Linked DNA regions of Mus musculus: region 1 is linked to region 2. The links are chromatin contacts, found by Hi-C or POLR2A ChIA-PET in ENCODE. All regions are on one chromosome and are shown on one strand. Each heading gives the region's core, a stretch centred on a gene start or an enhancer-like site at or near the end of the contact. The rest is flanking DNA. Distances are from core to core; before and after follow the strand shown. Region 1 holds the start of Ak1 (adenylate kinase 1). Region 2 overlaps Pip5kl1 (phosphatidylinositol-4-phosphate 5-kinase-like 1).

Region 1 (3,947 bases), core at 275-2,774, 42 kb before region 2:
TGGAGGCCCCAGCTCAAATGTCACCTCTTTCAGGATGCCTTCCTAGATTGCACCCTAGGGTCCCACATTGACAGGTGCTGTCTCTGAACTTCAAGTTGCAAGGTACCCAGCTTAAGGTGTCAGGACACTCATTAGCACCATGGATCTTGTTCCTGTCCCTGATTGGGCCTGGCAGAGGATAGCACTGGCCTGGGACTCTCATTCCACCCTGCCTGCCATCTGGGGAGGGAATTGGGCTTGGGGGAGGGACACAGACTAGCTCCAGACTCTGGCTGGGGTCAAGCTCAAGCCTGGCACCCCCAAACACACAAGAACCTTGAGACCCATGGCCTGAGCTGCAGCCTCTAAGCCTACAGAGTGTGCAGGAGGAGGCATGGGGCTGCCAAGTCCTTCGGCAGCTGCCCAGGGGGGGAGGAGTGTCCCAGGGCCTGGACAGCCACCAGCATGTCCTAGGAGATCACTCCCCTCTACATGCCCCACCCCTCCTGGTAACCTGAGTCCCTCTGTCCCACAGACACCTGCTTCTTTGGTCTAAAATAACTTGGGTCGTGAGGAGGCCTCCGGAAAGCCAGGGGTCCCAGACAAGAGTAAGGTTACAGGACTACGCAGCCAGGCCTTATAAGGTTCCCTGGGTCAGGGCCCCAGTGCTCCTAATATGACTGTCTTCTAGGTGGCTCAAGGAGCAGAGGCCCCAGGGGACACACTTCCCCAATCTCTATGCCTGTTTGTCCCAGGTGCTTGCTCAGCAAAAGCCCTCATAGAGGCTAGCTATCAGACAGGGTTCAAGTCAAACCCTATCACTCAGCTGTGTGACCTTGGGCAGCTGATGTCCCCTCTCTGGCCAGCCTTGCTGATGCTGAAGCATCCTGGGTAAGCTGAGTGGACCTGTGAGTCAGGCAGGAGGGTTCCTGCGGAGCCCCTGATTGGGCAGGAGGTGCTGGCAGAGCTCCAACATCCAGGAGCCCCAGATCCTCACAACACTTGGTGGCATTACAATTCTTGTGAACACACAGGCTGACCCTATCCAGGTCCTCTGGGACAAGGAGATAGGCCTCTGTCCTTCCCTTGTCCCTTAGGGCCTCAGCACAGAATTGCCAAGGGCATGGGTGGAACTGAAGCCCCAGGAATACCAGCTGGGACAAAGAGGGTCTGGGAAGCTGAGAGTACCAGGACACACACACACACACACACACTTGAGCACACATGCACACACATTGCCACAGGGTACATGCACCCAGAGCTGATAGCTGATAGGATACACATGCAAACACACACAGCTCATAACCATGGATACAAACATTCAAGACACACAGAACCCAAGGGTAGCCTGATACCAGCAACCCCACCTTCCCACAGGTGATGTCTCCCCACACCTCTTAGAGGCTTCCACGCGGGCAGACAATGGAGCAGACACACACTGACCTGGGGGAGGGTGTGGTGGGCGCTGGGGCCAGTGAGTGCCCTGCCTGTCCTCTCAGCCGCCTGCAAAGGCGACTATTTATAAGGCTGTCAGCGCGCACGCATGGCATGCTGGGAGCCAGCACTCTGGCGAGATGGCAGAGAGAAGGGAGGAGGGAGGGAGCCGGGGGAAGGAGGAGGAGAGAGAAGAAAGCAGGAACTCTCATGGAAAGCTTAGGAGTGAGCGTCCCCACCAGGCACTCCCTGGGACTAAACCTGCACACAGTGTGTCTGCCACCACTCTATGCCCGCACGACTCTCCACAGACAAGGGTTCTTTAGCTGGGTCAGCTGATGCTCAGACAAGTTGGTGTGTTTAATCTCAGCGTTTAATCAAGGAGACCAGACCAGGGAAGTAAGGAGGGAGGGGGACCAGGGTGTAAACTTTGTTGTTCCAGGGTCACCATCCTCAGGCTCTGAGACCCCCTACCCTGAGACATCTCCCCTATTGGAAATGACTCTTTGAGCTCCTCCTGGATCCTGACTATCTGGTGGCTAGGTAGATGATAAGCCAGCCTTGAACTCTCCATGGTTGAACATGGAGAAAGAACACTCAGAAAGCTTTGTGTATCCAGATTGGGGTTTGCTAAGAATGAGGACTCTCATTTCTGAGTACCCGGTGGAGCACGATGATGCCAACAGCAGACTCCAGCTGTGCCCAGGGAACCCCTAAGCACAGAGCAGGACCCAGAGGCCACCTGAGACTCCCCGTGTGGAAAGCCATGTGCCTAATTAGGGAGCTCTCTACAGGAGAAGTGGTACAGGGTGCTGGTGCTCAAAGCATAGCAGGACAGAGGGATCGGCTCACATAAGGCCTCCAAAGCATGGCTCCGAACAGCAAAATAGGGTGAAACTGGAAACTTTTGTAAATGCTTGGGAGCCACAGACAACCAGTTTGGGTGGTGCCTGAACACCAGTAGCAGCCTGCATACCAAGGTCCTGCCACTGTGGGGGCAGATGGACTGGGCCATCTGTCCTGTGCTGGCCTGAAAGGCTACTCCCAATACTTAGGCTGGTGTGTGCATTGCACAACTTTCGGGGAAAGCAGATTGATTTTATCAGCTCCTACATCAGAAACCCATTCAGGAACAGGATTTACACAGGAAGGTTCTTAAGCCCAGTGGCGGGGACTGACTGGGGCCATAGCACAGAAGGGTGCATGGGAGCTGCTACTCACTCAGAGCAGCTCTGGGTGAGAAGGGAAACCTCACTTGCTGGGGTAGCAGGCACCTGTGAGAGACATGATGCACACCTGCCCAGGTCCAATCTCACCTGAATAAAAATGATTCTGAATGCAGGCTGGATAGAGGTGATGGAACTTGGTGAGAGTAGTGCCCAGTGTAGGAAGCCCTGGGCTCACGCCATGTGTACTGGATAAGGCAGCTTGAACCTATGATCCTGGTACTAGAGGGATACAGAAGGGGATCAGAAATTCCAGGTCTGGGGTTGGAGAGATGGCTCAGCGGTTGGAAAAAGAAAAAGGCTGGAGAATTAGAACTGAGGCAAGCCCTCAGCTCAAGGAGAAGAAACAGTAACAAAGCCAAGAGGGAAGGATGAGGTCAAAGGAAGAGTGAGCTGGGGCTGGAGAGATGGCTCAGTGGTTAAGAGCACTGACTGCTCTTCTGAAGGTCCCAGGTTCAAATCCCAGCAACCACATGGTGGCTCACAACCATCTGTAATGAGATCTGATGCCCTCTTTTGGGTAGTCTAAAGACAGCTACAGTGTACTTACATATAATATAGAAATCTTTAAAAAAAAAAGAAAAAAAAAGAAATTCAAGGTCATCCTAGGGGTATCAATTTCAGACCAGCCTGGTGTATATAGAGGGTTTCAGGACAGCCAGGGCTACACAGAGACGCTCTATCTGAAAAAGCTGACTTGATCTTAAAGAGGACTCTAATTCGATTCTCAGCACCCACATGGTAGCTCACAACTGTTAACTCCATTTCCAGGGGAGCTGATTTCCGACAGCACCAGGCACACACATGGCACACAGGTATCCATGCCAGCAAAACACTCATATACACAAAAATCTAAAAAAAATTAAAAGATAAAGAAGAGGCACCCTAACATGGACGTGCCTTGGCTCAGGGTGCCTCTCCTGCCGTGTCCCCCGTGGAGCTGGGCAGACCAGACGTGTTCCCCCTTCCTGTCCCCTCTCCTTCCTCTTCCTCTCCCCTTTTCCCTTTGAGACCTAATCTCACACATCTCTTTGGATCCTTCTGCCTGCTGGGTTGCTGGGATTACAGGCACACTCCACCATGCCCAGTTTTCTTGGTGCTAAGGATGGAGCCAGAAACTTCTTTCTGCGAAGTAAGCTCTATATCAACTGGGCTGTATCCACAGGCTCTCTTCTATTTTTTTTTCTCTTTCACATTCATTGTGTGTGTGGGGGCACATGAATGTGTGGGCTCACATGTGCTATAGCACACTCGTGGAGATCAAAGGACAACTTGCAAGGGCCGGTCCTCTTCTTCCACTGTGTGAAT
Region 2 (4,548 bases), core at 2,007-4,506:
ATTTCTGAAATTACCCGGGAAGTAACAGGGGATAGGAAATGAAGCAAAGGCTTCAAACTAAGCAGCCCTGAGTTTCAGGATAGTTGTTGGGTTGTCAGCTCAAATGATGTGAACTTGACTATGAATATCAGATAGGCAATGAAGAAACGTGTTTTTGAGACAGGACCCCACATTTTTCAGGCAGGCTTCAAACTCACCGAGATCCAGCTATCTCTGCTAGAGAATTGGGAGCTGGGATTAGTGGCTCAGGTTGTTTTGTTGTTGGTGGTTTGATTTGGTTTTAGGCTTTCAAGACAGGGTTTCTCTGTGTAGCCCTGGCTTGCCTGGAACTTGCTCTGTAGGCCTTGGACTCACAGAGATCAGCCTGCCTCTGCCTCCCAAGTACTGGAATTCAAGGTGTATGCCACCACTGCCCAGCAGGCTGTTTTTAAAACAGCCACTTTGTATTGGTTATGTCAATGCAGCCCATGCCTGAGGCAGGTCCCTCCCCCACACCCCACCTTTCTTTTCTGTTAAGTGGGAAAAATATCCCTGTCCCAGTGAGAAAGGGCAGAGACAGACAGCTCAGGGCACCACCAGAAAATCGTACTTCTGCTTGGTTCCTGTGGCCGTCCCCCTGCCTGTGATCCTCTGAGGATTCAGATGGAATCCCTCCCTTTCGGCTACTTTCTGACCTATCACATCAAGCGCATTCCTGCCTCAGGACCTTCCACTGGCTGCATTCTCTAGTCACTTTCCTAGTGGGACTCCTTATCTCTCAGCTCAAAGACCCTTGCCAACATGAACAGCACACTACAAGTTATTATTTCAGACAGGATCTTTCTATGTAGCTTTGTGTTTCTGTGACAGACACTATGACCGAATACAACGTGAGGGAAAGGTTTTATTTCAGTCTACAACTCCCACATCACAGTCCATCACTGAGGTAAGTCAGGGCTGGAGCCTAGGGACAGGAACTGGAGCAGAGGGCATGGAGGAGGGGGCCATGGAGCAGTGCTGCTAACTAGCCTCACATTCAACTACCTTTCTTATAACCATCTAGACCACCTGCCTGGGGTGGCACTGCCCACAGTAGGCATCCCTTTCCCACATCATTAATCAAAAAGAAAAGAAAACAGCGCCAAAGACACACAACAGGTCAATGATAGGCAGCTCTTCAACTCTTCATCCCTCTACCCACATGGCCCTAGTGTGTGAATCACACAGTCCAGGCTAGCCCGGGATCCTTCTGTCTGAACCTCACAAATGATGGGGTTACAGGCATTAGCCACACCCTTCCCAGAAGGGCACTGTGGAATTATTCTGAGTCACTTCCCTGGTTCTCATGCCCATGTGCCCATTAGACTCATCTCTGTCTGGTGACATTCTCAAGTCGCCTTCACCACCCACGTGAAACCCGACAGGAACAAAATGAGATGAGCGAGCCAGGACTGCTGGGTCTCTGAGGTCTCAGGTGACTTCCCTCATAGCCTCAGGCCCTGCCAGGGTTCCTGGTTGCAGGGAGAGTTGTCACCTTTGTGGGGGACCTCAGGGCTCTGAGTTCAGGGTCAGTCCCGTGGGAGCCAGACCTCAGAAGATGTGGCAGCAGATCCCAGGTCCTACTTTGTCTCCCTGCTACCTTCCTATGTCCCTGGCTAGATACCTCTGGGTGGCATCAGAAGATGAACATAATCTTGCCAACCAAGAAGAATTCCTGCAGGTGTGCCAGCACAGAGAAATCACCCAAGAATACTCAGAACAGGCCATGTGTCCTGATAGAAAATGATAATTCCTGGAATGGTCATCTGAGGGCAGCCTCTTCTGCAACCAGCCCTCCCCTGCTCTCGGCTCACCCTCCCCAACTCCCACCCCATTAGCCACTTTTCAAAGTCTGGCCATATCTGGTGGGTCAGTAGAATAGAGCTATTAAGATGCTTTTCCAGGGTCCTGGCTGATCAGTCTTGGGGCACATCTCTCACCCCCTCCCCAGTGGCCCCACAACCCTACTTCTTCTTCTTCTTTTTTTTCGTTTTTTGTTTTTTTGGTTTTTTGTTTGTTTGTTTGTTTTTTTCGAGACAGGGTTTCTCTGTGTAGCCCTGGCTGTCCTGGAACTTACTTTGTAGACCACGCTGGCCTCGAACTCAGAAATCTGTCTGCCTCTGCCTCCCAAGTGCTGGGATTAACACAACCCTACTTCTTGCTAAGATGTTCCCTTTCTCCCAAATTCCAGGACCTTCACTGTGCCCTTGCCCTGGGACCCAACAAGGACATGAATGACCCTTCTGGTCTCGGCCTAGAAAGTAAGGCACCTTTCTCTCCTGCCATAACCGGTGAGATGCTTTGGTAATGGCTCCTTTCACCAGGACTTAGGCCCCAGGCTTCTCTCCAAAGCTGTGTCATCCCAGCTGATAGCCTGGGCTATCAGGACAATCTGCACAGTCAGTGTCTTCTGTGTCCCTGAGGCCTATGTCCCTTCTTCCCATTTGTCACATTACATCGCAGAGGGAGGGGCAGGGAGGCAGCACCATGCCCTGGAAACACAGCCAGGTTCTAGAACACCTTGAAAGAAAATGTCACTGAGCACAGTTAGATCAGACTGGAGTCAGAGGCTGTGGCTGGTTTCCCAGAGACAGGAAGAGAGATGGTTGGGGTTGCTGTAGGCTAGCCCAAAACCATTGGGTTGGCCACTGAGGTTTCCCCATTTGACTGAGAGGTCACTCAAGATCAACAGTGACCCTTGAGGGACTCCCTGCTAGACCAACTCCAGGAAGCCCGCTTCTGCCTCCTTGATACCCACCTGCCTCTCAGAGGGGCATGATGAAGCCATTCCAGAGCTGGGAATCGAAAAGCCTAGAATTTTGGACTGATCTTGCTCCTAACCTGCACCTTAAACTTTTGGGCTTGTTTCCCTATTGGAACAAGGGTGCCCCCTCCCTTCCCCCTTCTCCATAGTGTGAGGCTAGGTGTATAGGAACTTGGGCCCCAGGCCCAAGTCATGGTGTAAGCTGGTTCCAGCATTTATTGCTGGGTGGTCTTGCTCATCCCCTTCATCCCGTGAACCTCCATTTCGTGGTCTGTAAAAAGAGAATATCAACATTTTTTAATAGTAAATGAGCTAAGGGTTGGGGTCAGGGTCCTTGCTCTATGCAGGGTACAGCACCGTCACCGAATGGGGCTGAGTCTTCACAGCATTAGTTATGAGGGTGCTTCCCTCTGGTGGCTGGTAGGATGAACTGCAGGCTAGCTCCCTGGGTACAGCTGCAGAATAGTTGCCGGCGCATTGTCCATAAGGGAAGAAGGCAGACACGTGAGTCATTCTGTGTGCACCTCTGCCCACCGACAGAGGCGACGGGCGTAGTGAGCCGGGCTGACAGTGGAGACGCTCTGGCCTGGATAGCGTACCATCTTCCACACATGTTCCAGCCGTTTGCGAAACCCATACACGGTAGTCATATCCACTAAGCCCAGAAAATAGCGTTGGTCTGGCCCGTCCAAGATATGGAGGGCATTGGGAAGGTCGGGCAGCATCCGGCAGTTCTGGTCCCCCGTTCCCTTCGACTTCGACACACCTTGTATGGACCTAGGTATGGGAATAGGATAAAGCTGTCGCCTCCCAGCCAGCGAGCAAGGTACAAATGAGCTAGGTACTTTAGGGGGCTGAGGAATAAAGGAATTGACAGTCTCGAGCTGCAGCGTCCCTTTCAAAGCCACTTGCCACAAGTGGCTGCTGAGCCCCGGAAATCTAGCCAGTGTTATGAGAAATGGCAGGCTCCAATATAAACTGAACTTCAAAGTCAATAGTGAGGGCTTGCCTGAAGAGACAGATGGCGCCACCATCTTTAAGCTCTTGTAGAGGACCAGCGTTAGCTCCCAGCAGAGAGCCCCTCAAAACTGGCGGTAACTTATCGCCATCGTTTGGTTATGAGAGCAAACAGCGCACTCATGCGCATGCATACGTAATTTAGAAATAAAATCTTTAAAAAGGGCAGTGTTGAAGATAAAGCAAACAATCTCCTCATCTTTTAGGTTGATAAGATTAAAATAATCAAATGTATTGACTCAATATCATTATTATTATTAATTTGCTTTTGCTGTTGTTGTTGGTTTGGTTTGGTTTTTTTGAGACAGGGTTCTTTTGTGTAACAGTCTTGACTATTTTGGAACTCACTTTGTAGACCAGACTGGCCTCGAACTCACAGAAATCTATCTATCTGTCTGCTTCTGCCTCCCAAGTGCTGAGATTAAAGATGTGAGCCACCTTCCTGACTTCTGTTTGCTTTTGAGACAGGGTTTCAATACAAGTAGCTCACACTGGTCTTGAACTTGCTGTGCAGCCAAAAATGATCTTGATTTCTGGTCATCCTGCCTCACCTTCTAAATACTGGGATTATAGGCATGTACCACTTCTGTTAGCAGAGAGTGTATAATACTAGGACTAATCTCGCCTGTTTCTTCTTTCTCTCCTTTCTTTTTTTTAAATAGTCTGAGGATTACAGGTGTGGGGCACCCAGGGCAGTCTATATGGTTCTATAGAACCCAGGCCATGGTGCATGCTGGGTAAGCACTCTA

The links. Hi-C counts contacts between places; a loop is a spot of excess contacts on that map. ChIA-PET counts read pairs that join two places held with the same protein, here RNA polymerase II (POLR2A).
Region 1: a loop to region 2 is called in a map of left cerebral cortex, with 2.1 times the contacts of the local background. The contact joins the promoter of Ak1 here to the enhancer-like site in region 2. A Hi-C loop is called at or near these places in 15 of 37 maps with a recorded cell type or tissue (CH12.LX, T-helper 17 cell, adrenal gland and 3 more). POLR2A ChIA-PET finds 5 or more read pairs at or near these places in 3 of 5 experiments (Patski and embryonic stem cell).

Annotation. Positions count from the first base shown.
Region 1 is chr2:32,623,014-32,626,960 of GRCm38, reverse strand. It overlaps Ak1 (adenylate kinase 1), which reads right to left and starts at 1,524. Exons shown (of 7, transcript NM_001198791.1): 1 at 1,423-1,524.
Region 2 is chr2:32,582,284-32,586,831 of GRCm38, reverse strand. Pip5kl1 (phosphatidylinositol-4-phosphate 5-kinase-like 1) reads right to left here. Exons shown (of 10, transcript NM_198191.3): 10 at 3,049-3,559. The coding sequence ends at 3,292. Among named protein-coding and RNA genes, the nearest start is that of St6galnac4, 2.5 kb to the left of the region's middle. Within about 2 kb of position 3,256, at least 1 of the 3 ENCODE cell types and tissues checked has a DNase peak (open chromatin) inside an H3K27ac peak, as active enhancers do; it is heart, where a contact is called at or near this core.